Linked DNA regions of Homo sapiens: region 2 is linked to region 1. A link is a loop called in an ENCODE intact Hi-C map of the cell type or tissue named here. Cell type or tissue: K562. All regions are shown on one strand. Links, peaks and the distances in the headings refer to the core of each region. The heading gives the core; the rest is flanking DNA. Region 1 overlaps SNX29 (sorting nexin 29). Region 2 has its middle 16 kb from the start of CPPED1.

Region 1 (15,329 bases), core at 5,394-10,393:
ACGTGAGGCAGCTCCTGGGAAACTCAGAAATAGCTGGAGTCACTGCTATGGGAGCTAATTTCCGGCAATCAAGCTGCTGGGGGATCCAGCGATCATAGCAGGGGGATGTAAAAGGAAGTATGACTTCATCCTGCAGTCACATGTTGCAGTCTGGATATTTGAGTCATGCACATGATCCCCCCTTAGCCATGTGCATTGCTAAACAGGCTGCTCCATTTGCGGCACTGATATTCTGCATAGAGCTTTTTATTTCCCTGTGAAGGTAGAGCAGGCTTCTGCTTCTCTCTTCATAGATACAAACACCTGCCAAGTCTTCCTGGGTTTGGGGGAGGCAGTGAGGAATAGAAGCTGGACCCTTGTTTATTCTGAAATCATGGAATTAAGACACTGCTTATGATATATTGATAAGTATGACTCCAGTCACGTGTGTGTGTGTGTGTGTATAATGAAATCCCCAGAAATAAGACTGGGATACAAATTAAAACATTAACAGTGGCTGCTATTTCTGAATGGTGATAGATTTTTATTTTGTTTATCTTCTTTCAAGATTTCCAGATTTCTTTCTTCTACTGAACAGACTTTGGTAACAGAAAAATTAAATGCTATTTTTCAAGTTAAGTGGGACTCCTGGTTGGCACTGTGAAGACAACACACCTCCAATCCTCCCTCTTCTCCCCAGATACAATTGGATGAAGACTAAACTGTAGAGGTACTTGAAAAGGCAAGTCACATCCCAAAATGAAAGGCACGTCTCTATCCTTCAGGAAAAAAGAGGCAATGTCCAAGAGTGAATGGCGGAAAGTGAAGCTGACCATGGAAGCAGGGTCCAGCCCAGGCTGCAGGGCCAGGACTGAGAGCTCGCTGGGGACTAGACCTATGGCAAGAGATCGAGCCCAGCACCCAGAGCGAAGCCACAGCTGAGGCCCAGGGTGTTCAGGGTGTTTGAGATATTGATCTCCACACTGGTCTGGATATTTTCTCATATATAAGAGTGTGTGTGTGTGTGTGTGTGTGTGTGTATACATATATATATATATATATATATATATATATATATTTTTTTTTTTTTTTTTTTTTTTTGAGACAGAGTCTCGCTCTGTCACCCAGGTTGGAGTGCAGTGGCGCAATCTCAGCTCACTGCAACCTCCGCCTCCCATGTTCAAGTGATTCTCCTGCCTCAGCCTCCACAGTAGCTGGGATTACAGGCACCTGCCACCATGCCCGGCTAATTTTGTATTTTTAGTAGAGACAGGGTTTCACCATGTTAGCCAAGCTGGTCTTGAACTTCCGACCTCAAGTGATCTGCTCGCCTTAGCCTCCCAAAGTGCTGGGATTACAGGTGTGAGCAATGGCACCTGGCCAGCCTGAATATTTTCTATCATAAAAAATTTAAAGGAAAACTCCTCTTGGAAGACGCGATGCTTCAAATTGTTTTCCAACCCGAAGCAGAATTGCTGTGACGGATGGGAGGTTACTTTTCACCCTGCAGCCTCAGCACCAGAGCCTCTGAAAAAGCTTCTGATAGAGGAGACGAGTTTTAAGAACAGAATAAGTTTCCATTTGTCTTGGAGAGAAGGAGTGAAGGGCTGCGGTTAGAACTTGCTCTGACTGCAAAATTCCATGCAGGCAGGAAGCCAAACGTGCCTCTACCCCTCGTCACAGTAATAGAAGCAGCAAAACCACCTCTGGAAATTCCTTCCAAGTCAGCCCAGCTGCACATTCACAGGTATCCAATCTCTTGAAGTTCACCCAATGTTTATTGAGCACCTACTAGGCACCAGACTTGTGGTGGCTCCAAGGAGAGATACTGAGCTGAGCCAATAGTTTGGAGCAGTGGTTATGGACACAATAAGACTAAGGCTGCCTGAGATAGAATCTTGATTTCATATTCTCATTAGTTGTATGACCTTCAGTAATTTGCTAAAGCTCTCCACACATGCTTCAATTTCTTAATGTAAAATGTGGGCAATTATCGCATCTAACTTCTAGGACTGTGTTTGAAAATCAACTACTTTGCTTAACATTTAAATATTTAACAAAAGTCGGCTATTATTAGCAAAAGCAATGTGCCTGTTCTAAAGAAGTTCACACATTTGGCTGGGTACGGTGGCTCACGCCTGTAATACCAGCACTTTGGAAGGCTGAGGTCAGGCGTTCGAGACCAGCCTGGCCAACATGGCGAAATTCTCTCTACTAAAAGTACAAAAATTAGCCGGGCATGGTGGCATGCACCCTGAGTAGTCCCAGCTACTCAGGAGGTTGAGGCTGGAGAATTGCTTGAACCCGGGAGGCGGAGGTTGCATTGAGCTGAGATCGCACCACTGCACTCCAGCCTAGGCAACAGAGCTAGACTCTGTCTCAAAAAAAAAAAAAAAAAAGAGTTCACACATTTGTGAGGCAGCCAGCCAGCCAAAAAGTTATAGTCCAGTGGAATAAGTGTTATGGCATAGGGATGCACAGGAGGCCAGAAGGAGAGGTGACATGGAATGCAGTTTCCTGGAGGAGGTGATGGCTGAGCAAAGCCTTGAAGGATGAAGAGGAGCTGGCCAGGGGGAGGAGGAGGTAACAAGAGGGAAGACCAAGCTAAAAATATAGAAGGAGTTTTCTACTTTGGTTACACTAAGACCTTTCCAAATAAAATGTTCTTGACAATAGGAAATCAGTGAGAATATAATGGACTTAAAAATAATCTTGGCATTTGAACAAGCAAGGCACTCAACTCTGAAAATACTAAAGAAATCACTATGCCCAGCAGACAGTTTTAGGGTTTCCCCCTCTGAAGGAAAGTTTCAGCCGCACTAGGCCTGTTCGGCTGCGTCTGGCTGCGAGCCGTGGTTGGGTGATGAAGTCTCATTCGGCAAAACAGCTCTTGTGAGAAGGAATGGGCTGGGGAGGTCGTGATTCAGCCAGGACGGCCACTAGCATGTCACCTTCTGATGTGATCCTGAATGGCCCTCTCCCTCCTGCCACAGCTAACTATGCTTTACAGAATCAGGAGCTTCTCTGGCTGCATGGAAGCTGAGCCATGCTTCTGTTCGGTATATTTCCAACCACACTGGGAGCCAGGCACTTCTCTTCTGGAGAGGAACTCTGTGAGCTAGGCCGATGGTGTCGCTGGTCCTTCTATCTTCTTAGTCACAGACTCTTTGATTACCAGGAAGAAAGGCCAGTTCACTATGGCTTTGGGGAAATGGGGTATTACTGGACGGGTACAAGGGTATCTCAAAAAAAGCAAGAGCTGGAAAGACTGCTGGGCCTCCTGAGGGGCAGGACCAGTGACCAGAAAGCCACCCAAGTCCAAGGTTAGCTGCGAGGCCATGCTGCTCTGCTCCTCTGCACACCCAAGGGATCCTGCTTCCTCCCTGCAAGTTTGCTTTCTCCACCTCCCGAGCTCAGGGTCTAGATATGACACTCCCTCCACCCAGCCCCACGTGCATGCAGACTGACCCAGGCTCTGAGGCATAATCCCGCATGGTCCAGGAGGAAGCCTCCGTGCGAACAGTGGTTGTCTTTCTCTGCCTGCCATCCACTTCCTCTTCTTCAGTTCTCCTTTAGGGACCCACTCTCCACCCAGCCTGTCTCTGGGCTCCCTATGGGTCCCGCTCCAGCTCTGACCCTAGAGTAGGCATGAGATCAAGGCTGGGAAAATCAAAGTCCTGCATGCACCACCGTGAGGGTGTTCCACCCCATCCAGGCCCATCAGGAGCCTGTATGACAGGGAGAGAGCTGAGGGGTTTCATAGCCACATTTCTTGGCCTGTGAGGATCTAAGCTCAGAGCTGCTGGTGAGCCCCACAGGAGAGGAACCTACTAGAGAACACAGTACAGAGACGCAGAACCTAAGGGGGAAAAGGCGGGTAGGAGGATAGGGGAGGAGGGGAAGTGGAGAGGGGGAGGAGGGGGGAGTGAAATGGGAGGAGGAGGGGAGAGTGAAACGGTGGGAGGAGGGGGGAGTGGACCGGGGAGGAGGAGGTGGGGGAAGAAGACAGCAGGAGGGGGCGGAGGAGGAGGAAGGGAGAAAGGGAGGAGGAAGGAGAATAGCTGAGACCCTAGATCAAGCTACAACAGAATGTTTTACTTATATAAGGCAAAAAATTGTTTTGTTTTAGCCAGCTCAAGGTAAGATTTTGCCACTTGTAGTGAAAAGACCTGAGACCAACAGAGAATCTGATTGGGCCAGTATCTGGGTAGTTTTCTCCTGTGTGAGTGCTCACTCTGGGCCAATGAGCTGTGGCCAGAGCCTGCCTCTGCGCATGTGTGCGGCGTGTGCAGGAAGAGAAGGGGAGTGGATTGCGACACACTCCAAAGGCTACCTCCTCCTTGGTGCTCACAGCATTGCCCTTTCTGGGTTTAACTGGCCTTCTAACTCATCTACACAATTCAAAGCTCCTTCCTGTATCCTTCGCCGTGACTGGGAATTGTTGGCTGGGACAACCTTGCAGCCAACACCAAGAGTATAAATACTTCCTTTCTCCCTCTAGAAACAGGACCAGTGATAGCTGTCTAACAACAAAATGTACATAATAAATACAAAACCCTCAAATAACTACTGATCTTTAATCAAAGAGCTGCAACTTCTCAGGCAGCCACAGAAGCAAGACCACTCAGTGTCTGCATAGGGCTCGCGTTTGATGCTTCTTCCTCCTCTGCAACCAGGCAAGGTTTCCGTCTGGTTTCTCCAGAAGACTTCTGCCTCCCTGTCCCAGTGTTATGGAGACCTGTCCCCCGCCGAAATGCATTTAAGAGGTTTTAAATAATGCCAAGCAGATGGTGGTCAGCTCGGGGCAGATATGCTACAAAATGCCAACTAAGGTCCCTCTGGGCTCACAGATGGAACGTGGCTGCCACTTCCCAATGGGCCTGAGGTTTCTCCACGTGCAGTGCAGAGCCCAAGGTGAAGCTGTTAAGGCTCTCCATCCATCTACAGATGCACAGTCTTTTTTGCACAGCTGCAAGACTGTGCTTATGGTCTTTAATCTTCCTCTTTGAAAAGCATCCAATTTAGGAATTTTTGCAGTAATCATTTCAGAGTAATGAAAAACAAACAGAACAATAGAACATTTCAGATGTGATAGGCACACTCTCTGCACCTCTCTCTAATGTATGTTTAAAGAGATGTATTAGTCATCACGAGGAACCCTCTTTTGTCTCCCCACGCAATCAAATTGCACCCGTATGCAGACCACAAACATCGTAATACAGTTAATTTACCCAATGTACTCATTTCTCTCTCATAACAATGCCCGTAAGATAGCATTCAATTTTGTTTTAAAATTTCCTCACATACAAGATGGGGCTGGGATGAACATTTTTCCATCTTGCAGGCTTGCAAAGCACCACGGCAGAGGCTAACGTGTGCCATTTTGCCTGGTCCAAGTCTTTTTATGATGGGTAAATGAGGTGTGAACAGGGCCTTGCCCAAAGACCCAGAGTGAGTGGTGGAGACGTGATTTGAACCTTTGTCTTTTCCCCCACCTAATCTGTGTTCTTCCTCCAGACCACCCTGTCCTGAAGCAGTAGAGAAAGAGCTCAGGCTCTAGACAAGGCATTGAGGTATAGTGTGGGCCATTCTTGAGACCTGCCGTATCTCTGCAAAACACAGACAGATGCCTCCCAATCACTAAGAGTGGGGAGGCCCCACTCCAGAGAACAGAGGTTAAAGTGCAGGCTGTGGGAACTGCTGCCTCAATTAACCCCCGACTCCACCACCTGCCAGCTGGACAACCCTGGCCAACCTACCTTACCTTTCTGAGCATCAGTTTTAGCATCTATAGAGCGGGGATAGTATTAGCACCCACCTAAGAGGGTTGTGACATAACACATGCATAAAGCATGACCGGTGTTTATTGTACTGTTATTAGCAATTCTGGAAAGGGGTTGAACTCTCCTTAAATGCTACATGAACACACAATGTGACTTGACCTGCCCTGAATGTATTGCTACTTAGTAAGGAGAAGAAAAGGGTAAAGGGGTCTGGTCTGACATCACAGCTTACTGCCCACTAGAAGAGGGTGGCATTATGGCAAAGGAAGCCTCGAGTATCACAATCAACTCTGTCAATGCAACTCAAACACTGCTTTGGTCCTGAGATGCACAGTGTTCTCTCTGGAGGCCATCGGCAGACAAGATGCTAATGCCCCGGGCCTTCTGGGAGTTCAGAGGGTGCTCCTGAGCAGCTCCCATCAACCTAGGTACGTCTCTGTGAAGGCCAGCAGCTCAGAACCTTTCCACCTTTGGAAAAGCTCACAATCCCAATGCATCCTCTCCCTGAAAGGAGGCAATTTCACACATCCCCCCAGGCACACATGCACATACTCCACCAGATACATATACATACACATGCTACCGGGTGCACACACTATCAAGTACTCACACACGTATCCCTTCAGGCACACATGCACACACCCCATCAGATGCTCATCCATGCACACACTACCAGGTGCACACACTACCAAGTACTCACACACTGCCCCACCAGGTATACATCACTTTCGCCAGATGCACATACACACACACACACACACACACACGTGCACACATGCCACCCAGTATACACCCTTACCCCACCCCAAAACTATCCTCTACCATCATTCTCTCTCTGCTTCTTCACAGCATTTGGTATAATGAGCAATTATCTTGCCTAGTTTTTTCCAGTATCGTGCTGTATTTATTGATGCCATAGGTTGACACTGTCTGTTTACAAGATGAATCATTTGAAATGGCAGGCAATCGCAGCTGCTGACCTCAATCTGTGGTACATATCAAGACTTTATTTATTGATGGCTTGCTGTCCTCTCTCCACTGAACGTAAGCTCTGCACATTTTAAGATTTTATTCTTTTAATTGACAAATACTAATTATACATATTCTTGGGAGTACATGACCAGAGTCTTATTCACTATGCCCTAGTACCCAGACCAGTGCCTGGAAATAATGGATATTCAATACTATGAATGAATGAATGAACAAACAAATGAACAGATGAATAAATGAACATCACCTGAACATTTACTTGCAATTGTACCTTTACAAGTCTTCATCTTTACTATGCAATGAATTCCTTGAGGGCAAGAACCAAGATGGAAACCCCTAGGAGCCCTCAGTTCCTGGAGATGCCCAACGGGTGCTAGATGGGTGGGTAGGTAGATGGATGGATAAATGGAAGGAAGAGAAGGAAACAAGAAGGCAAGCAGGAAAGAAGGAAGGAGGGAGGGCTTACCCTCCATACCGGGCCACCTACATCTCATCTATCCTTGCTTATAAGCATCTGGCAGTGAGCAAAGGATGGACGCTTCTGACAGTCAAGACCAAGGTCTGCATATGCAAGTCTCTGTGTGTGGCACTGTGACACCTCCTCCAGCCTTCTGCACAAATAAAGACTTTGCAAAGCCTACTGGATGAAGTTACCGACACTCATAGCAGCGAAAACTGGGAAGTCAGAAAAGTCTCACCTAAGACAGAGGAAGAAACAGGTAGGTCCCGGGATCCACAACTCAGGGAGGGAAGAGACAAGGAACACTGGCTAATGTGGGGAGAAAGAGGACTTCCTTGGCCAGGGCTCTGGGAGCCAGAGTGGCAGCAGGTGGCCACCGCCACCTAGAGGTCAGTTACAGCCACGGCGGGTGCTGGCCAAGCCGGTATGCAGGGCTTGCCTGGTGTGTGGCTGACCAGGAATGCTGGAGGTTCTCAAAAAAAAAGTCCTTGATGGGGTAGACCCAGGGTCTGGAAGTCCCAGCCAAAAGGGCCACGAGGTGTGGGGGCTTTAGAAACCCCAGGCGTAGACCAAGCTCTAACTTGCCACCCAAATCAGACTCGGTGGGGTTCTACCAAGGAGAAGGGCGTCTTGGAGCTGGCTAACAGACTCAGGTCGTCTAGAAGGAGGAGGAAACCTTTGTCAGGAGGGACAAAACCAGCTATCTTGCCTCCTACTCCTTTTCCACACCACAGCCAGAGCAATGGTTCCCAAGTGTAAATTAAAGTCCTCCAACGGGCCAGGCGTGATGGCTCATGCCTGTAATCTCAGCACTTTGGGAGGCCGAGGCGGGTGGATCACTTGAGGTCAGGAGTTCGAGACCACTTTGGCCAAAATGGTGAAACCCCATCTCTGCTAAAAACACGAAATAATTAGCCAGGCATGGTGGTGCATGCCTATAGTCCCAGTTACTCGGGAGGCTGAGGCAGAAGTGCCTGAACCTGGGAGGCTGAGGCAGAAGTGCCTGAACCTGGGAGGCAGAGGTTGCAGTGAGCCGAGATCACGCCACTGCACTCCAGCCTGGGTGACAGGGTGAGACTCCATCTCAAAAAATAAAAATAAAAAATAAAAATAAATAAATAAATTCATTCCTCCAATGATGCGCCACTGCACTCAAGCTCAAGTCTAAATTCCCAGACGTGGCTTGCAGGGCCCTGCCTGATCTGTTCTTCCTCACCTCTCTCTTCGGGTTATTTTCGATGTTCGCTCTTCAACTGAGCAGCAAGCCACATTCGCCAGCAGCACCTGTGGCCCATGGAAACTCATAACTAGCTGTTGACTATAAGTCCCTAAACGCCATGTGCTATGTCACCTCTAGAGTTCTGGGCAGCAGTTCTCTCAGCCTCTACTCAAAGAGCTCTTTGCATCAGGTAGGAATCGCATTTGGTTCCAAAATAGCTGGGGTCTAATCACTTGGGGCTTCTTTTCTGATGGACAAGCAGTCTGCAGGGAGGCAGTCCAGAATTGGGATGGCTGCTCTCCTTAGTCATCAGGGACTGAGGCCGTCCATCTTTCTGCTCTGCGATCTTAGCTGCAGAGTTGCCATCCCCCAGGTTACCACATGGCCCAAGGCGGCTGCTGGAGTTCCACCTATCATATCTCAATTCTAGGCAACAAGAAGCAGAAAGGCAAGGCATGTACCACGCAGATGAGGTATAAGCAGCCTTTCTGGGAAGCCACAACCAATACATCTACCTATATCTTACTGGCCAGATCTTAGTTACATGGCCATATGTAGCTGCAAGGGAAGCTGAGAAATTTACTATTTTCTATGTGGGCATAATGCCCAGGGCTCTGTTACTAAGAGATAAGGAAAAAAACAACAACAAAAAAAACCCATGGCTATTTTCAGCAAGCAACTAGCAGTGTCTGCCACACTCCTATACATCCAATTACCACATCTTGATGGAAGGCCAGGGGACAAAAAAAATTCCAAAGATACCTTCCCTGCCATCTAAATGCCTACAGTCTTATTGAGGACTCAAACAAATACAGCTGAAAAGATAAATGACAATATCAAGCAGAATTAAATGAACCACAAGTCCCACTGCAGTCTTTGAAGGGTAACTTTTATGCAAAAAGCAAGAAAAGGAACAATTACTGAGGGCCAGCGAGGTGGCTCATGCCTCTAATCCCAGCAATTTGGGAGGCTGAGGCACAAGGACTGCTTGAGACCAGGAGTTCAAGACCAGCCTGGGCAACACAGTGAGACCCCATTTCTTAAAAAAAAAAAAAATTACTGAGCCCTTACTCCAGCTGGACTCCATGACAGCCACTTTGTTTGTTTTTACTTCTCTTCGTTTTCACAACAACCCTGCAAAGTAGGCATTAGGCATCTGCATTTTGTTTAAGAGGAAATAAATTGGGGTTATATGATGTGCCCAGGGTCACACCGCCAGTAAGGATTTCCAGCAAGGATGGCAAACCTGCCAAGTCTAGAGCTACCTGCCTACTCTAGTGTACAGTGGTGGTTGCCTGGGGAAGATGGTGGTCATGTGGGGGATGATTCTGAGAATGCATCTGAGTTCGATGAGAAAGTCTGTGATTGATTGGCCACGTCTGCCATGGACAGGTGAATAGGGCCAGGTGGCATGAGAGCCATATATGTAACATTCCTGTTTCAGAGGCTTACAGCAGTTGGTTCGTCTGTGGAAATGCCACACTGGCACTCTGCTGTCTATACGCCTGGGAGAATGAAGGGTGGGAGGGGAGGCACATGCTGCCACCAAGTGAGACAGCCCCAGGTCTTACTGCTGGGGATCCTTTTTGCATCTAGGGCCCCGTGCCTTGAGAAAGTGGGTGCCTAGCAACTAGCCAAGACGAAGTCCACCTCCAAGCTCTAAATTATTCCTCTTACTAACAAACGGCCTCAGAAATAACAAAAGAAATGACAGCTGCAGTCAGAACAAGGAGCAATTTTATTTTAAAACCCAACTTGAACAGGATAGATAGACCTGTGATCTCATGTCGGAGCAGAGGTGACAGTTCCTGTCCCACAGCACCATGCCTGCCGACACCTTCACCACCCGGCTCCTCTCCTCACACCCATGGGCCCATGTGACCTCACATTTGGAGGGGTCTGGCAGTCACAGATGCAAGCTACCTCTTCCCGACACCAGTCCCCAGGGCTGGTGACCCTCCCTCACATCCACTGAAGAAGGAGAGAAAATGATTGGAGCAACTTCCAGACTCAGCTCAGATGCCCTCCCCATCCACAAAGCCATCCTTCACCCCCTCACCCCATCCTGCCTCCAGGCTGTATGAGGCAACTCTCCTCTGAACTCCTCTGGTCTCTACGGAGCGGTGTACTCAGCGGTGGGCATCTGCCTCTGATCTCTGACTTTCTGCATTTAGCACAGTCCCTGGCACAGAGCACTTACCATTTGACGGCTACCCGCTATTGAGAACACAGTCTTGTATGGGAGCTGTCCTGTGCATTGTGAGACATTCCACTGCATCCCTAGCCTGCACCCATGAGATGCCAGTAGCAGCCACCCCAGTTGTGACAATAAAAAATGCTTTCAGGCATTGCCAAATGTCCCCGTAGGGACAAAACAAAACCACCCCTGGCCAAGAATCACTGAAGGGCATTATCTCAGAGTTGCCCAGGGCCACTCAGCTAGAACTTGCACTGAGCTCCCTACAGCTGTTCTACCTCATTTAAGCCTCATGATAATCCCTCAGGGTGGGTCCAGCACCCTATCCCACAGATGACAGGTCTGAGCTTCAGTGGGGCTCAATAACTGTCCAAAGCTAAACAGCTGAGCATGGGCCCTTTCTAGAGCTGAATCCAGAAGAACCATATGGCTCAAGCTGCTTATCCAGGCCAAAGACATCACTCCCTTATTTTAAGAAAGAGAGAACTGGAGGTATCCGGTAAGGCCAGTTTGGTTAGAAACCATCTGTTTGTTTATTTATTTTTAGATGAAGTCTTGCTCTGTCACCCAGGCTAGAATGCAGTGGCGCGATCTGGGCTCACTGCAACTTCTGCCTTCCAGGTTCAAGCGATTCTGCTGCCTCAGCCTCCCTAGTAGCTGGGACTACAGGTGTGCATCACCATGCCCGGCTAATTTTTTGTATTTTTAGTAGAGATGGGGATTTCACCCCATTAGCCAGGATGGTCTTGATCTCCTGACCTCATGGTCCACCCGCCTCAGCCTCCCAAAGTGCTGGGATTACAGGCGTGAGCCACCGCACCCGGCCCCATCCGTTTCTTGAATGCAACCAGTGCATGGCAGCCTTTCCTATTTCTGTTAATGCTAAAAGGCTGCTGCATGGAATCTCTTTGGTTGGTAAATAGAACAGAGCAGGTCACAGGTCATCCCACACATTGGGCAGCCACCGGATCATTAAATGGTTGGGGACAAGAGGAGGCTCCTACTCGGCAATCAGCCTCTAATACTCCCAGCTCCATGGATTGCTTTCTCTCCCCTACCAAGAATACTGCCATCCAAGGAGACGAAACATAAACTTGGTGGAGCTGGTGGGGAAGAAGCTAATTTTCTATTACAGAGCATCTCCATTTCGCACAGAGCCCTGAAATTGTGTTTATGAACCTAATGTGTACTTTAGAGGAATGTGGTTGGCAGTAATGAGCTCATAACTCTCAGGAGTTTGGAGGCCAGCGAGTAGCAGATTGTTGAATCAATAAAAATAGCAGTAAGTACCTCTGCGGCTCTTCTGTTCAAGGACAAAAGTGGCTACTTTGGGGGCAGGAGACGTACTTTCTCCCTTGCTTGTAGAAGGTGCATATTCTGTGCAGAGCCATGGTCAGAAGCCTTGTTATTCCCTAGTACTGGGTCCCTGACTCAACTGCTTGGTGGAGCTCATCTCGGTTTGCTTACTGGGCAAGCAGGGGGATGCTGTATCAAGTCCAGGCACTTCTACCTCCTCATGTGTTCTGGGTTTTCTCCACTCCTGCCCTTGGTCCTTCATCAGCTGTACTTGCCAGGACCTCCAAATGGTCCCTGATCGACCCTAGGTTCCCCAGTGCCACCACAATGATTGGCCTAAAGCTCCAATCATACCATGTCACTCCTCCACTTAAATTCTCTGGGTCAATGCCCAAGCTCTTCAGCAAGCAGACAAAGCCCATCTGACTAGCTCATCCTTTGGGCCACCTGGTTCATATTGCACCCTCTTTGGTAACCGTGGCCTGACCACTCTCCGGGAAGCCTCCGTCTTCCCTTCTCTCACACCGTGTGTGCTGGACAGAGCCTATGATTCGGGCCTCAGCCAATCAGAGCACCTCATTCCCTTGGCCACAGCAAGCGGTTCAGGAATGGGCACATCATTGCCTATGATTGGGTGCAGCTTTTCCAATTAATGGGATAGAGAGCTGTACCCTTTTCTCACTGACTTGAAGTCAAGTTGATCCCATTTGCAGCTTCCACAGTTGACTCCTGCCCATGAGAAGAAAGGCTGTTTGAGAATGTGCCCAAACAAAAGCTAGAACAGCCCCACCACTCAAGAGCCCTCTCTTCCCTGCACCCTGCCCCTCTCAACACACAACTGAGTGTCTCCATATATCATGGGAATTGTATTAGTCTGTTCTCACTGCTAATAAGGACATACTGAGACTGGGTAATTTATAAAGAAAAACAGGTTTAATGGACTCACAGTTCTACATGGCTGGGGAGGCCTCAGAATCATGGCAGAAGACAAAGGAAGAGCAAAGCCACCTCTTACATGGTGGCAGGCAAGAGAGAACAAGAATAAGCAAAAGGGGTTTTCCCTTATAAAACCATCAGCTCTCCTGAGAATTACTCACCATCATAACAACAGTATGGGGGAACCGCCCCCCATGATTCAGTTGTCTCCCACCGGGTCCCTCCCACAACACGTGGGGAATTATGGAAGCTACAACTCAAGATGAGATATGGGTGGGGACACAGCCAAATCATATCAGAAATCATGTAAAAACATTGTCAAATGTACAGCTGTTGTCTGCCCCTGTCACCACCATCTGTGACCAAAGACAGGGATTTCAGCAATGGGATTTAGGAAAGTTCACTGGAGTTGCAAGGAAGAGAAGGGATAGTGGTCAGCAGGAAACCCACAGGCTCTGAAGTGAGACAGGCCTGGATGCAACCTGCGTAACCTCAGACAAATAGCTTCTGAAGTGATTGTGACTTCTAAATGCAGAAAACAGAGCAGGGAGATGCACAGCTGGAGCACGGGAGGTGCTGCATTTGAGCCCCTGATCAACCCGTGCCTGCAGCCAGGTTACCCCAAGACTACTGACTTACAGAGAGTAACAAATTCCCTTTTTCTGTAAGCCAGTTTGGTTTGGGTTTTCTGTCACTTGTGAGTTAAGATGCCAAATACAAACATCATTACCTGCTTTGCACTGCATAATCCACCTAAACCAGCTCACTCCAAGCTCACACATATGCCATGATCCCTGTCCTTGCCGTGCCTATTCTCAAGCCTGTTCCCTCTGCTTGTCCCCACCGTGCCTTCTTTGCCTGGCTAAGTTCTACTTATCTTGGAGGGCTTGCCTCCAGCATCTTCACCCTGCAACATCCTTCCCTGGTCTCTTCTCCTCTCCTCAATTCTACCCAACTTCTGTGTTCCTCCAATGCCCTAGACCAAGGTCTATCACTATTCCTCCTCCCTATCCCCTGCTGCTGTGCCTGCCTTCCCTAACCACCCCAACTAGACTGAGCACCACCTGAGGGTAAGGAGCTATGTCTCATCTCTCTATCCCCAGTTTTGGGCACCATATCCAGCAGAAATTAGGTTGCGTAGTACATGTACGTTGAAACTAAACTGAGTCTTCTTCCTCAATGCAAACCTGCCCTGCAGCCAGCAACTCTTCCCCTAGCTTGGAGAGATAATCACTGGGAGTCAACCTGGTACCTATGGGTAGAGCCTAGTGAATGCGAAAACCAAAGCAAATCACTACCGTCCAAAAGGCAAAGAAAGATGCTTAGTTAGAAGAAAATGGGTAGAGCTGGATGCAAGGCAGTTTGATGCACCTGATCAGGACAGCTTGTTGTCTTGGAGAAAGACTGACAGACATGACTATGAGCCAGACACTTCAGGGAAAGTCTCAGTTCTGTCTCTGAGCACTGGGCAGCCACTCCCATAATTAGCAGGGTGGAATGCGATAAAGTCAGGCTTTTCCAGCCAACAATGAGGGCAAGAGGATTTTCTGGAAAAAAAAGAAGTCATCTGCTCTTTTCTCATCAACTTCTCAGAACCTTTAGTATGCCACCAGATGTTGGGCTGTACATAAGCAGGAGGTGTCACCATGAAAAATAACTGCAGTCAAACAGGATCACTGACTTGGTGGCCTAAAAAAAAAAAAAGAGTTCCCAATTGCCTTGAACAATTTAATAATCTGCACTTTATGAAAAACATGTTCACCAGCAATTGAAGATATGGCAATGTATCATGGGAATCAGGTAAAAACGCTGTCCAATACTCAGCTGGTGTCTGTCACCATCACCACCATCCTTGACCAAAGACAGGGATCTGAGGAAGGGGATTCAGGGAAGTTCACTGGGGTTGCAAGGAGGACATGGAAAGGTGGTCAGCTGGAAACTCACAGGCTTTGAAGTGAGACAGACCCGGACGCAAGCCTTGGTTTTGTCACTTACAAGCTATGTGTCCTTGGTCACCTTGCTTAACCCCTCTGAACTTCAATGCTCATCCATAAATGGGGAGATAATAACGTCATTTTTGCTGTTGCCCTGGTGGGGCCACTGCGAGACACAGGCCTCATACATCCACAATCAGCACAATCCCGGGAACGCCACCATCATCATCATTCCCAAGCCCCAATCCTAGGCCTTCCCGGTGCTAGATGTGAATGATCTCAGCTACCATCAGCTGATTTGGGGGAGGTTTTTATCCCATTGGATAAAAGCCCTTCCCTAGTGTCTTCCTGACAACCGTGCCAGCAATGGAGACACTCAGATGTGTGTTGAGAGGGGCAGGGTACAGGGAAGAGAGGGCTCTCTGAGTGGTGGGGCTGTTCCCGCTTTTGTGGGACACATGAAGCACTCTCGCCAAGTGACAAACACAATCTCAGGAGAGAGCTTTGAAAAATAACACACGAGCTGGCAATCTTA
Region 2 (15,329 bases), core at 4,769-9,768, 360 kb before region 1:
AGGAACTGAATCCTTCCAACAGCCATGTAAGTGAAGTTGCAAAGCAGACCTTTCCCCAGCTGAGTCTTCAGAGGTGACCCCCACCCTGACTGACTCCTCAGTTATAGCCTCTTGAGAACCCATAAGCAGAGTATTTAGCTAAGCTTTGCCCAAACTCCTGGCTCCCAGCAACTGTCAAATAATAAATATTTGTCATTTAAGGCTGCTAAGTTTGTGGTAATTTGTTAAGTAGTGTATTAGTCTGTGCTCATGCTGCTGATAAAGACATAGCAGAGACTGGATAATTTATAAAGGAAAGAGGTTGAAGGGACGTGTTGGACTCACAGTTCCAACATGGCTAGGGAGGCCTCACAATCATGGCAGAAGGCAAAGGAGGAGCAAAGTCACGTCTTACCTGGCAGCAGGCAAGAGAACATGTGCAGGGGAACTCCCTTTATAAAACCATCAGATATTGTGAAACTCACTACCACAAGAACAGTATGGGGGAACCACCCCTATGATTCAATTATCTCCACCTGGCCCTGCTCTTGACACGTGGGGATTATTACAATTCAAGTGAGATTTGGGTACAGACACAGCCAAACCATGTCAAGTAGCAATAGATCATCAATACAGTAGCTATGCCACCTTGGATGAGAGAATTAACCTCTCTGAGCCCAAGTTTTTTCTATGTAAAATGTGGATGCCAATACTTACTTCTCAGCGTGGCTGTAAAGATTCAATAAAACAAATGCTTAACATTGGAGCTGGCACCTTGTCAGCTTACTTTAAATTTACTTTTATTTTATTGATAATATTCTGTACTCATGATGCACACCAAACTCAGGAAATAATTAATGTGATATACAGGAATTTTAAATATATAAATCAGTTTTTTTAGAAATCACATACCAGGAAATTCAATGTTACAGTTGTCACAAAAGGAGGCACAGTTTCAGTTTTGTAAACAAAAAATAAAATTCTAAGGCCCATGTGAATGGACCCCCTCCTCTTAGCCAAGGACATTCCAAAGTTAACCTAACTAGTTCAGACCATGGTTGGGGGAGAGTCGGACATGCCTCCTTATACTCTCCCTGCTTTTGAAATTCAGGAAAAGCCAACCAGCATTAACATCAACACAGACCTTAAAGTTGATAAGAAACATTTACAGGCCAGGCACGGTGGCTCATGCCTGTAATCCCAACATTTTGGGAGGCCAGGGCAGGCAGATCACTTGAGGCCAGGAGGAGTTCAAGACCAGCCTGGGCAACATGGTGAAAACCCATCTCTACTAAAAATAGAAAAATTAGCTGGCCATGGTAGTGGATGCCTGTAATCCCAGCTACTCAGGAGTCTGAGGCAGAAAATCGCTTGATCCCAGGAGGCAGAGGTTGCAGTGAGCCAAGATCACATCACTGCACTCCAGCCTGGGCGACAGACAGAGCAAGACTCTGTCTCAAAAAAAAAAAAAAAAGAAAAGAAAAGAAAAAAAAAAAACCATTTACAATCTATTATCTCCAAAGCCTGCTACCTGGAGGCTTCTTCTGCATGATAATACTTTGGTCTCTACAACCCATTATCATAGCCGAGATATTCCTTTATATTGATTCCAGGTCTTTAGATAATAACTTAACTCTTTTAGTCAATTGCCCATCAGAAAATCTTTTTTTTTTTTTCATAATTTCATTTTCTTTTTTTCTTTCTTTTTCTTTTTTTTTTTTTTTGAGATGGAGTCTCACACTATTGCCTGGGCTGGAGTGCAATGGTGTGATCTCAGCTCACTACAACCTCCGCCTCCCGGGTTCAAGCGATTCGCCTGCCTCAGCCTCCCGAGTAGCTGGGATTACAGGTACCCGCCACCATGCCAGGCTAATTTTTTGTATTTTTAGTAGACACGGGGTTTCACCATGTTGACAAGCTGGTCTTGAACTCCTGACTTCGTGATCCATCCGCCTCAGCCTCCCAAAGTGCTGGGATTATAGGAGCCACCACGCCCAGCCCAGACAATCTTTAAATCAACCTATAACCTGGAAGCCCCCGTCTCGAGTTGTCCTGCCTTTCCAGCTCGAACCAATGTACATCTCACATGTATTGATTGACTGATGTCTAGTTAAAAGGTATAGAAGCGAGCTGTATCCTAACCACCTTGGGCACATGTCATCAGGAAATTCTAAGGCTGTGTCACAGGCATGTCTTTAACCTTGACAAAATAAACTTTCTAAATTGATTGAGACCTGTCTGGCACATCTGTTTGGGCTCACAGTTTCTACTGCCTGATTCTTGTGCAATGCAAGTTGAGGGGGGCACCTGAGTATCTGCATGCCAGAGGAAAGATCACCCCAAAGAGAGGCAACGGGAAACAAAGATCCACAGAAAGAGGAGTGCATACATACTTCATAAGAGTAAACCAGTTTAGGGCTGGGCACAGTGGCTCAAGCCTGTAATCCCAGCACTTTGGGAGGCCAAGGCAGGCGGATCATCTGAGGCCAGGAGTTCGAGACCAGCCTGGCCAACATGGTGAAACCCTGTCTCTACTAAAAATACAAATTTAGCTGGGTATGGTGACTCACGCCTGTAGTCCCTGCTACTTGGGAGGCTGAGGCAGGAGAATTGCTTGAACCTGGGAGGTAGAGGTTGCAGTGAGCCAACATTGCACCACTGCACTCCAGCCTGGGTGACAGAGTAAGACTCCATCTTAAAAAAAAAAAAAAAAAAAAAAGAGTAAACTGGTTTACCCATAACTTATAGTTTAGTTTGCCAAGTGTGAGGGATATTGGGGAGCCCCTTACACTATTGATGGGAAAGAGAACATGGTGACAAAACCCATCAACAATTTATGTGTATGTGCTATTTAGCCCAATAATCCCATTTCTAGGAACTTATCCTAAAGAAATTCTCCAAAAAAGAGCACCAATATATTTAAGCTGTTTATTGCAATAGTCCTCATAGATAGTAGGTTGAACCATATGAAATGACTGGTATTTGGCCATTTTTGACCAATGAACACAGCAATTTCATAGAGTTCTACCTAAAAGAACAGCATTTGAAACAACTTCAGAATCCACGTGCAACTGTAAAACTGTGGACTATTTTATACATACACATATATGGCATATCAACATTTACATACACACACATATATATTGGTATATATGACATCAGCGTATTAAGTAAAGAAAACAGCTGACAAAATAACATTCCTAGGCCATGCAAAACAATGACTTTGGGAGGTCAAGGCCAGTGGATCACTTGAGTCACAGGAGGTGGATCACTTGAGTCCAGTAGTTCAAGACCAGCCTGGGTAACATGGTGAAACCCTGTACCCCGTCTCTTAAAAAAAAAAAAAAAATTAGCCAGGCATTGTGATGCATACCTGTAGTCCCAGCTACTCAGGAGGCTGAAATGGGAGGAACACTTGAGCCTGGGAGGTGAAGATTGCAGTGAGCCATAATCACACCATTGCACTCCAGCCTGCGTGACAGAGCAAGAACTTGTGTCAAAAAAAAAAAAATTTAGCGAGGCATGGTGGTGTGTGCCTGTAGTCCCAACTACTCAGGAGACTGAGGTGAGAGGATCACTCGGGCCTGGGACATCAAAGCTGCAGGGAGCCGTGACTGCGCCACTGCACTCCAGCCTGGGTGACAGAACAAAACCATGTCAACAACAACAAAAAAGAAAATAAAAGAAACTCATTTGTCCTTTATTGCTTTAGTATTTCATGAAGACCATAATTTTATCAGGCAATAAAACTTCCGTGGAGGTTTAAAGAAGTTCCTTCAATTTCACACATTACCCTTTGCATTAACTGTAACGTCAGAACACTCAGATGGCCAAGAAAACATGAACAGTCCACCAGCAAAAAAGGGTTGGATAAGGAGAAAAAAAAAATTGGAAAGAATTCGATATACAATATTTCAAAAATATAAGCATCTAAGTGCCAATGATAGAAAAACATCAGAATTTTATTGGGCTTTCTCATCCTGATTTTGGTATTATTTCCATTACGAAGAAAGGGGCACTACGATTGCAGTTCTTGGGACTCTAAAAGCCTTGAGCCAGTGTTAGCTTCATGTAATTTTTAACATGGACTTGACCCAGGACATACTGTTTCCAAAGAACAGCTTCTTCTCATAAGGCAGGGACAAAACAGGAAAGCAAATCTCCTTGCTCTCTTGTTTTTGAATGTCTTTTGCTCTAATAATCTGTGTCAAGAACTGCATGGCTGAATGTCATACTGTGTTGTGCTTGCGGCTGTTGTGCACATTGTGATAGAGATGTTTACAACTGGATGGTGGGTTGTCACAGCACAGCACTGGGGACAGTGGCCAGCACTGCTCAGGAACACAGCTGAGGGCCGGGCGCAGTGGCTCTTGCCTGTAATCTCAACACTTTGGGAGGCCAAGGCAGGTGGATCACCTGAGGTCAGGAGTTTGACATCAGCCTGGCCAACATGGTGAAACCCTGTCTCTTCTAAAAATACAAAAATTAGCCAGACGTGGTGGTGAGTGCCTGTAATCCCAGCTAATCGGGAGGCGGGTCTTTCCCATGCTGTTCTCATGATAGTGAATAAGTTTCACCAGATCTGATGGTTTTAAAAATGGGAGTTTCCCTGCACAAGCTACCTCATTCTTCTCTTGTCTGCCGCCATGTGAGACATGGCTTTCACCTTCTGCAATAATTGCAAGGCCTCCCCAGCCATGTGGAACTGTAAAAACATTAAACCTCTTTCTTTTGTAAATTGCCCAGTTTCAGGTATGTCTTTATCAGCAGCATGAAAATGGACTAATACAGCCTCCTTGAGACTTCTCTTGTTTCCATTACCTAGCACGATTCCATCTAAACTCTTCTTTTCTGTGTCCTTTCATCCTTCTCATGTTCTTAACCTTAACCATCCTTAGCCATAGGTGAATATTCTCTGTCCTCAGTTCTCTGTTCTTCTTTTTTTTTCTTTTTTTTTTTTTTTTTACACTTACACCCATGATGTAGCTCAAGGGTTATATGGTTTGGCTCTGTGTCCTCACCCAAATCTCCCATCGAATTGTGATTTCCAGTGTTGGAGGAGGGACCTTGTGGGAGGTGATTGGATCATGGGGGCGGATTTCTCACTTGCTATTCTTGTGATAGTGAGTTCTCATGAGATCTGTTTATTCAAAAGTGTGTAGCACTTTCCCCTTCACCCTCTCGCTCTTCTGCTCTGCCACGGGAAGACGTGCCGGCTTCCCCTTTGCCTTCCGCCATGACTGTAAGTTCCCTGAGGCCTCCCCAACCATTCCTCCTGCACAGGCTGCAGAACTATGAGTCAATTAAACCACTTTTCTTCATAAAATTATCCAATCTCAGGTAGCTCTTTATAGTAGTGTGAAAATGGACTCATACAAAGATCTTACTATCATCTCTACTCATGTAATTTCCAAATCTGCACCACTAGCTCTGATTTCTCACTGGACTTGTATTTCCAGTGGATATAGAGGTGAACTATAGACACACTGAGCTGAAAGGAACTTTAGAGAGTGTTTAATCCAGAGACCTCAAACTGAATGGCTCAGGGGGCCAGGAAGGTAACATAAATATAAAGCAGGCTGGGTGTAGGTGGCAAATGGCAACTGATACTGGACCTCACCATCAGGAATACAATAGGGCATGGTGGGGGCTGTGGAAAAACAGGGGACCACATGTCCTATCTACAGGGATCAGCTTCTGCCAGTTTCTGGAGGCACAAGTCTGAGCTTTTGTGTATCATCTCCCAATTGTCAAATGTTGCTAGAAAATTAAAATGTAAAACCCTGTGTAGAATAAACAAACCATATCTGCTACCCATTTGCTCTTCTGATCTAACGCAGTGCCTCCATTATTTATTTATTTTTATTTTTTGAGATAGAGTCTCACTCTGTCACCCAGGCTGGAGTGCAGTGGTGCAATCTCAGCTCACTGCAACCTCCACCTCCCAGGTTTAAGCGATTCTCATGCCTCAGTCTCCCGAATAGCTGGGACTAATGGCATGCGCCACCACACCCAGCTAATTTTTGTATTTTTAGTAGAAACGGGCTTTCACTATGTTGGGCAGTTTGGTCTCAAACTACTGACCTCAAGTGATCCACCCACCTTGACCTCCCAATGTGCTGGGATTACCAGTGTGAGCCATCATGCCCAGCCAGTGCCCTCTTTTTTTAAAGATCAAGTGGCTTGGGCTCAGAAGGGTTATGTGATGGGTTCATTGTTCACATTTGGCAGAGCCATAACCAGAATTCGGCTTTTCTCACTTCAAAATCCCTCAAAATCTGCTTGTTCAAAAATTAAATCATGGGCCAGATGCAGTGGCTCATGCCTGTGATCCCAGCACTTTGGGAAGCCAAGGTGGAAAGATCGCTTGAGCCCAGGAGTCTGAAATCACCCTGGGCAACATAACAAGACTTCGTATCTACGGAAAATAATTAGCAGGTGTGGTGGCACCCACCTTAGTCTCAGCTACTTGGGAGGCTGAGGTGGGAGAATTGCTTGAGCCCAGGTGTTCAAAGCTGCAGTGAGCTGACATTGTGCCACTGGACTCCAGCCTGGATGACAGAGCAATACCCTGTCTCAAAAAATGAAGAAAAGAAAGGAAAAAAAGAAAACTAAATATTTTTCATTATTTCTTTATTTTATTTTATTTTATTATTATTTTTTTGATACATAGTCTTGCTCTGTCACCCAGGCTAGAGTGCAGTGGAGTGACCTTGGCTCATTGCAACCTCCGCCTCCCAGGTTCAAGCAATTCTCCTGCCTCAGCCTCCTGAGTAGCTGGGATTATAGGCGCACACCACCACACCCGGCTAATTTTTGTATTTTTAGTAGAAATGGGGTTTCTCCATGTTGGCCAGACTGGTCTCAAACTCCTGACCTCAGGTGATCCACCTGCTTTGGCCTCCCAAAATGCTAGGACTACAGGCATAAGCCATGGCGCCCAGACTCTTTTTCTTTCTTTCTCTTCTTTTTTTTAAGATAAAATTGACTTTTCCCAGTATCCCATTTCTAAGAGCAGAATCATTTTTTCTCGATTTTCTCAGGCTAGAAACCCAAGCCTGTGATTTCTGTCTTGCTGTCTTTCTCATTGCATCCCTCCCTTCATTTCTTCTTCATTCCGACTTCCAGACCCTTACATTTAGCCACTTCAGGGCTCAGTTGCTCTCCTCATGCTCAGTTCCTTTCAACCACAACCATGGTTTGTCTGTCTTAAAACAGCTCCTCTACCTAGCTGATACGGTTTTGCTGTGTCCCCACCCAAATCTCATTTTGAATTGGAACAGTCCCCACGTGTCAAGGGCAGGGAGAGGTGGAGATAATTGAATCATAGAGGCGGTTTCCCCCATAGTGTTCTCGTGGTAGTGAATAAGTCTCATGAGATCTGATGGTTTTATAAATGGGAGTTCCCCCGCACACGCTCTCTTGCCCGCCACCACGTAAGATATCCCTTTGCTCTTCCTTTGCCTTCCACCATGATTGTGAGGCCTCCCCAGCCATGTGGAACTGTGAGTCCATTAAACCTCTTCCCTTTGTAAATTACCCAGTCTTGGGTATGTCTTTATTAGCCGCATGAAAATGGACTAATACACTAGTACTCAAGGTTCTCCACCATCTGGCCCCATTAACCACCCAGGGATGTATTCTCTTCCCTTCCCTCCTCGCACAGTCTGTTACCCACTCTCACCTCCAGGGGGCGCGCAAGACCCTCCTCCCTTTCCGCCAGTTGACTTTGTTGACCAAAGATCGCAATTGAGCCACATTAAGGGGATGAAGGCAGAGCACAAGATCAGAAGTAAATTCTGATTCCTCCCCCTCTTGAAAGCATCCTGGCCAGTTTCATCTATTTCATACAGGTTAAATAATGTATTTAACATTTAATATAAATTAACTTATTTTAATTAATATAAATTAATTTAATTAATAAATTAATTATTGATGTAAATTAATGTTTAATGCTGATAATAATAACAGTTACTTTTTTTATGAGACAGAGTCTCGCTCTGTTGCCCAGGTTGGAGTGCAGTGGCGCGATCTTAGCTCACTGCAGCCTCCCTCTCCAGGGTTCAAGCAATTCTCCTGCATCAGCCTCCCTAGCAGCAGCTGGGATTACAGGAACGCACCACCATGCCTGGCTAATTTTTGTATTTTTTGTTGAGACAGGGTTTCACCATGTTGGCCAGGCTGGTCTCAAACTCCTGACCTCAAGTGATCTGCCTGCCTCCACCTCCCAAAGTGCTGGGATTGCAGGCGTGAGCCACTGTGCCTGGCCCAGGTACCATTTTTGAGAGCTAACCACGTGCAGGTCAATGTGTGTTTTCCTGCAGTTTCTTATTTCATTTCCCCCAAAACTCTATGAAGTATTTCATTTTGAAGATGAAGACACTGTGGTTGAGAAAGACTAGGGGACTTATTCAAGGTTATATGGCCAGTGGTGGGGCTGAGATGCTACCCAGTTCTGTGGCCTCCAAGCTCTCAATCTACGTGTGATGCCTTCCCACAGCCCTGGTGGTGGGACCCACGTCTAACTTCTTTGCATCCTTCACGCTGCCTCAGATTTCTCATCCATCAAATGGCAACAATAACAATCTGTATTAGTTTCCCATGGCTGCCATTATACAGTACCACAAACTGGGTGACTTAAGATAGCAGAAATAGACTCACTCTCATATCTGGAGGCCAGGAGTCTGTGATCAAGGTATTGGTGGTGCCATACTTCCTCTAAAGGCTCCAGGGGAGAATCCTTCCTTGTCTTGCCTCTTCCTAGTTTCTGGTGTTTTGTTTTGTTTTGTTTTGTTTTGTTTTTGAGATGGGAGTTTCACTCTTGTTGCCCAGGCTGGATTGCAGTGGTGTAATCTCGGCTCATTGCAACCTCTGCCTCCCCGGTTCAAGCAATTCTCCTGCCTCAGCCTCTCAAGTAGCTGGGTCTACAGGCTTGTACCACCATGCCCAGCTAATTTTGTATTTTTAGTAGAGACAGGGCTTTTCCATGTTGGTCAGCCTGGTCTTGGACTCCTGACCTCAGGTGATCCACCCACCTCAGCCTCCCAAAGTGCTGCGATTAAAGGTGTGAGCCACGACGCCCAACCAGTTTTGTTTTTTTAATGGTCTTGCTCTGTTGTCTAGGCTAGAGTGCAGTGGTGTGATCTCAGCTCACTGCTACCTCTGCCTCCTAAGCTCAAGCAATTCTCCCGCCTCAGCCTCCTGAGTAGCTAGGACCACAAGTGCACACCATCACACTCAGGTAATTTTTAAAATTTTATTGCAGAGACAGGTTCTCGTTATGTTGCCCAGGCTGCAATTCTCCCACCACAGCTTCCCAAAGTGCTGGGATTACAGGCGTGAGCCGTCATGCTGGGCCCTAGATTCTGGTGTTTTCTGTTATCCTTGATATTCCTTGTCTTATAGATGCATCCTAGCCACACACTCTAATCTCTGTGGTTGTCTTCACATTGCTTTCTCTGTGTGTCCTCTTCTCTTCTTAAAAGACATCAGCCCAGGCACGGTGGCTCATGCCTGTAATCCCAGCACTTTGGGAGGCCTAGGCAAGAGGATCACTTGAGCCGAGGAGTTAAAGACCAGCTGGGCAACATGACATCCAATCAGAAACTCCCAGAGTGAAGTCTTAGGACGAATATGCTTGAAAAGCTCCCCAGGAAATTGTAATGTGCAGCCAGGATTAAGAACCACTAATTGAGACTAATATGCTCAGAGTCTGAAGAGAGAAAATCCAGAATCCTGATGTTGGAGTGCCTCTAGCTACAGACCTTATTTCTCCAGAATATTATATCCTCAATTAAAAAAAAAAAAAAAAAAAAAACAGGCTAGGCCAAGCCTGGTGGCTCACGTCTGTAATCCCAGCACTTTGGGAGGCCGAGGTGGGTGGATCACTTGAGGTCTGGAGTTTGAGACCAGCCTGGCCAAAATGGCAAAACCCCATCTCTACTAAAAATACAAAAAAAAAAAAAAGAAAGAAAATTAGCTAAGCATGGTGGCAGGTGCCTGTAATCCCAGCTACTCGGAAGGCTGAGGCAGGGAGAACTGCTTGAACCCAGGAGGTAGAGGTTGCAGCGAGCTGAGATTACACCATTGAGATTACACTCCAGCCTGAGTGACAGAGCAAGACTCCATCTCAAACAAACAAACAAAATCTAAAAAAAAACAAGCTAGTGCTTTGGGAAGATAAAAACCAGCAAGACTTGACAGATTCAGACATGTGTTCCTTTTCTTAGGAAACAAGAGAAGGAACACTCTATAATTTTTTTGTTGTTGTTTGTTTTTTTAAGATGGAATTTCACTCTTGTTGCCCAGGCTGGAGTGCAATGATGCAATCTCGGCTCACTGCAACCACTTCCTCCTGGGTTCAAGCAATTCTCCAGCCTCAGCCTCCTGAGTAGCTGAGATTACAAGCACCTGCCACCACGCCTGGCTAATTTTTGTATTTTTAGTAAGGAAGGAATTTCACCATGTTGGCCAGGCTGGTCTCCTGACCTCAAGTGATCTACCCACCTCAGCCTCCCAAAGTGCTGGGATTACAGGCATGAGCCACCGTGCCTGGCCAAAAATTTTTTTTAGAAGATATCAGTCATTGGATTTAGGGCCCACTCCAATCCAGTATGAGTATTAACTTGATTACATCTGCAAAGACCTGTCTTACAATTAAGATCAAATTCACAGGTTCTAGATGGACATGAATTTTCTGAAGACACTCTTCAATCATTCAATCCTATGCATAAAATTTCAAGACTGTGGTGAAGCTTAAATAGGACTCTGTATGAAAAGGTATGTATCCCAGTGCCCAGTGACTCAGCAGTGTATTGCATTTGTCTCCTCACACCAGCAGCAATAGGCTGTATTGTTCACTTGCCATTCACTTGACTCAGGTGCTTGGCTTATTTTATTTTATTCTTTTTTTTTTTTTTTTTTTTTTTGAGACAGAGTCTTACTCTATCACCCAGGCTGGAGTGCAGTGGCATGATCTCAGCTTACTGGAAGCTCCACCTCCCAGGTTCAAGTGAGTCTCCTGCTTTAGCCTCCCAAATACCTGGGATTACAGGTATGCGCCACCACGCCTGGCTAATTTTTTTTTTTTTTTTTTTTTTTTGTATTTTTAGTAGAGACAGGGCTTCAGCATATTGTCCAGGTTAATCTCGAACTCCTGACCTCAAGTGATCCACCCGCCTCGGCCTCCCAAAGTGCTGGGATTACAGGCATGAGCCACTGCGCCCAGCCAGTTGGCTTATTTTAGAGTGTGGACAAGCAGTTCTTCACCCTAGCTTCATATTAGGATCACCTGGGACATTGAAAGAGCAATGCTGAGGTCTCATCCAAAACTCATCCAATCAGAAATTCCCAGGGTGAAGTCTTGGAACGAATATGCTTCAAAAGCTCCCCAAGCGGTTCTAATGTGCAGCCCGGGTTGAGAACCACTAATTGAGACTAATATGTTCAGAGTCCCAAGAGAGAAAATCCAGAATCCTGTTGTTGGAGTGCCTCTGCGTACAGACCTTATAGTCCAGAATATTAAATGCTCAATAAAAAACCAAGCTAGTGCTTTGGGAAGATAAAAACCAGTAAGAGCTGACAGATTCAGACATGTGTTCCTTCTCTTAGGAAACAAAGCACAGTTATGATGTTAGCAAACACAGGATTTGGTTTCAATCAAACAGTGCCCAGCAGGGGGAAGATAGAGAAAGAAAATGAAACGCAGAAAGGGTTGCATGTATCAACAGTGTTTTCCGACAAAACTGGTGGCTTTCAATTTTGCCCTGGCCCCCAGTGACAAAAATGTCATCCTGAGAGGGCCAGAACAGACTACAGTTACTTTGCAAGAATATATGACAAACAGCAAGGCAAGAGGTGGGGGTTGAAGTATGTAAAATTCTGTTGTTGTTATTCATTGTAAACTCATCCAATACCAAGATTCATGGAGAAACTAAATGGAATTTGGAATCTGCCCTTGGGATTCTCAACATTAGTAAGTTTAACCGAGAAGCAAATTCCACTTTGATTAGGGTCTTTTTATTAAGGGCTTTGTATTCATTAAGGGCTTCCTATGTGTCAGGTCCTGTTCTGGACACTTGGTGTATTCTAATGGATACATAAGCCTTGGGGAGCTCATACCTCTGCAAAGAGCTTAAGTTGTACGGTCAATGCACAATTGAGTTCAGTGGAGTGGAGCTTTCAGGAATATTCTTATTCTTGTTGAAAAAGGGGGAAAAGTTCATTTCACAACCCAAGAGAACAATTGCAAAATATTTAAATGCTTCAGGAGGCTGGGTTCATTATTCAGATGAAAAAAAAATGAAGATTAGAAAGTTGGCCTGGCACGGTGGCTCATGCCTATAATCCCAGCACTTTGGGAGGCCGAGGCGGGTGGATTACCTGAGGTCAGGAATTTGAGAGCAGCCTGGCCAACATGATGAGACCCCGTCTTTACTAAGAATACAAAAAATTAGCCAGGCGTGGTGGTGGGTGCCTGTAATCCTGGCTACTTGGGATGCTGATGCAGGAGAATCGTTTGAACCTGGGAGGCGGAAGCTGCAGTGAGCCGAGATCGTGCCACTGCATCCAGCCTGGGCAACAAGTGCGAAACTCTGTCTTAAAAAAAAAAAAAAAAAAAAAAAAGGAGAAGAAGAAAAAAGTTAACAGTAAGCTCCACTATCATCCAGAAAGTAATTTACAAGGGAGTGTTAAGCAATATAGGGGAGGTAGAAAAGAAAGCCTAAATGGTAAGTTAAACTCAAGTTTCTGGATGAAAAATAGTTGGAACAATTAGTACTATCTGCTTCCAAGGCTGAGAACTGCATTTGAGAAGGTGAGCATACTTACGGCTGTTCTGTCCCACATGCCAGAGGTAGGCCATCGGACAGAAGAACCGAAGCAACAGGAAAGATTCACTGGCTACAGGTTATTCATGAATGTTCTGAATCAGCATTGTCCAATAGAAATTCTGCATCGATGGGAATGTTCCACATGTGTGCTGTCCAATATGGTAGATACTAGCCTACGGGTGCCAGATACAATATGAATGCTCAATTAAATTGGTATTTCAGATACACAAAATAATTTTTTTTTTTTGAGACAGAGCCTCACTCTGTCTCCCAGGCTGGAGGGCAGTAGCCTCATCACGACTCACTGCAGCCTTGACTTTCTGGGCTCAGATGATGCCCTCCCCTCAGCCTCCAGAGTAGCTGGAACTACAGGCATGTGCCACCATGCCCAGCTAATTTTTGTATTTTTTGTAGATATGGGGTCTTGCTATGTTGCCCAGGCTGGCCTCGAACTCCTGGGTTGACATGATCCTCTCCCTTGGCCTCCCAAAATGCTGGGATCCCAGATGTGAACCACCATGCCCAGCCCCCTTGTCACTTGGGAGGCTGAGGCAGGAGAATCACTTGAAAAAGCCCAGCGTGGTGGCTCACACCTGTAATCCCAACACTTTGGGAAGCCAAGTTGGGTGGATCACTTCAGGTCAGGAGTTCAAAACCAGCCTGACCAACATGGTGAAACCCCGTCTCTACTAAAAGTACAAAATTAGCCAGGCGTGGTGGGACATGCCTGTGATCTCAGCTACTTGGGAGGCTGAGGCAGGAGAATCCCTTGAACCTGGGAGCTGGGAGGCAGAGGTTGCAGTGAGCCGAGATTGCGCCATTGCACTCCAGCCTGGGCAACAGAGGGAGATTCCATCTAAAACAAAAAAAAAAAAAAGGAAGGAAGGAAGAAAGCGGCAGAGGAAGCAGTCAGATATGCATTTATCTCATATGAGCAGAGGGATGACTGAGTTATATCTGTCCTTTGTCCACAAGGAATTTCCTTGTGGGCAAATTGTGAGGGAGGTATGTAATGTTTTTATTTTTGTAGCTATCTTATTTAGGAATAAAATGGGAGGCAGTTTTGCCTGATGCTGTTCCCAGCCTGACTTTTCCCTTTGCCTTAGTGATTTTGGGGTCCCAAGACTGTATATACAGTCACATGCTGCATGGTATTTTGGTCAACAACCTAACACATATATTCACATATGATGGTAGTCCCATAATATTATAACACTGTGTTTTTACTTTACCTTTTCTATGTTTTGATGTGTTTAGATACACAAATACTTATCATTATGTTACACCTGCCTACAGTATTCAGCACAGAAGCATGGTGTGCAGGTGCATAGCCTAGGAGCCATAGGCTATACCACACCACCTAGGTGCATAGTAGGCAAGATCATCTAAGTCTGTGTAAGCACACTCTATGATATTCACACAATGATGAAATTGCCTAATGACATGTTTCTCAGAACTTATTCCTGCCGTTAAGTGATGCATGACTGTGTATAGATTGTCTAGAGAGAGAGATTGGCAAGTGCAAAATCTGCAAGGTGGTCCAGACGGCTGGGACCAGGAAGAGCTGATGCTGTGGTTCATGTCCAAAGAGGTCTGCTGGGTGAATTTTCTCTTGCTTAGAGAAGGTCAGTGTTTTGTTCATCCAGACCTTCAACTGACTGGATGCAGCCCACCCACATTATGGAGGGCAATCTGTTGCACTCCAAGTCCAAATGTAACTGTAGTAATGTAATATGTAAACACCCCTAGGCCAGGTGCGGTGGCTCACGCCTGTAATCCCAGCGCTTTGGGAGGCCAAGGTGGGCGTATCACTTGAGGTCAGGAATTCGAGACAAGCCTGGCCAACATGTTGAAACCCCATCTCTACTAAAAATACAAAAATTAGCCAGGTGTGGTGGCAGGCACCTGTAATCCCAGCTACTTGGGAGGCTGAGGCAGAAGAATCACTTGAACCTGGAGGGCGGAGGTTGCAGTGAGCTGAGATCGTGACATTGCACGCCAGCCTGGGCAACAGAGCGAGACTCCATCTCAAAAAAAAAAAAAAAAAAACCCAAAAAAACATTTCCATGGTGAGGCAGGAGAAGAGGGCCTGGAGGCAGGGAATCTAAGGACTTCCTAGAACTAAATCAAATGGAAACACTTCAGCTATAACAGGAAATATCCTCTTCATTTACATAGGGCATACACCATACAGCTAGTAAATGACTCTGTAACTTTACTTCATCTTCTTCATTTACATAGGGTGTATGCCAAGTAAGTAACTTTGTAACTTCACTTTAGCCTCTTCATTTACATAGGGCATACACAAAGTAATCAGTGGAAACCTCTAAAAGGTATTTAAACCCCAGAAAATTCTGTAACTGGGCTCTTGAGCCCGTATGCTCAGGCCCACTCCCACCCTGTGGAGTGTACTTTCATTTTCAATAAATCTCTGCTTTTGTTGCTTCATTCTTTCCTTGTTTGTGCATTTTGTCCAATTCTTTGTTCAAGATGCCAAGAACCTGGACACCCTCCACCATT

What was found. Peaks named below come from ENCODE experiments on the same cell type or tissue, not always from the same donor. Only the 100,000 strongest peaks of a DNase experiment are listed, where the experiment ranks them.
Region 2: a loop joins it to region 1, with 5 times the contacts of the local background. A loop is called at or near these places in 75 of 110 quality-filtered maps.

Annotation. Positions count from the first base shown.
Region 1 is chr16:12,447,707-12,463,035 of GRCh38, reverse strand. All of the region lies in intron 18 of SNX29 (sorting nexin 29), which reads right to left. Among named protein-coding and RNA genes, the nearest start is that of SNX29-AS2, 83 kb to the right of the region's middle. RefSeq lists an enhancer at 3,427-3,586. In K562, for the core only: a CTCF peak has its summit at 7,581 (motif pointing left); a DNase peak (open chromatin) is centred at 7,615; H3K27me3 peaks cover 2,393 bases.
Region 2 is chr16:12,811,880-12,827,208 of GRCh38, reverse strand. No RefSeq gene overlaps it. Among named protein-coding and RNA genes, the nearest start is that of CPPED1, 16 kb to the right of the region's middle. RefSeq lists silencers at 7,595-7,674, 10,060-10,260. In K562, for the core only: a CTCF peak has its summit at 7,674 (motif pointing right); a DNase peak (open chromatin) is centred at 7,648.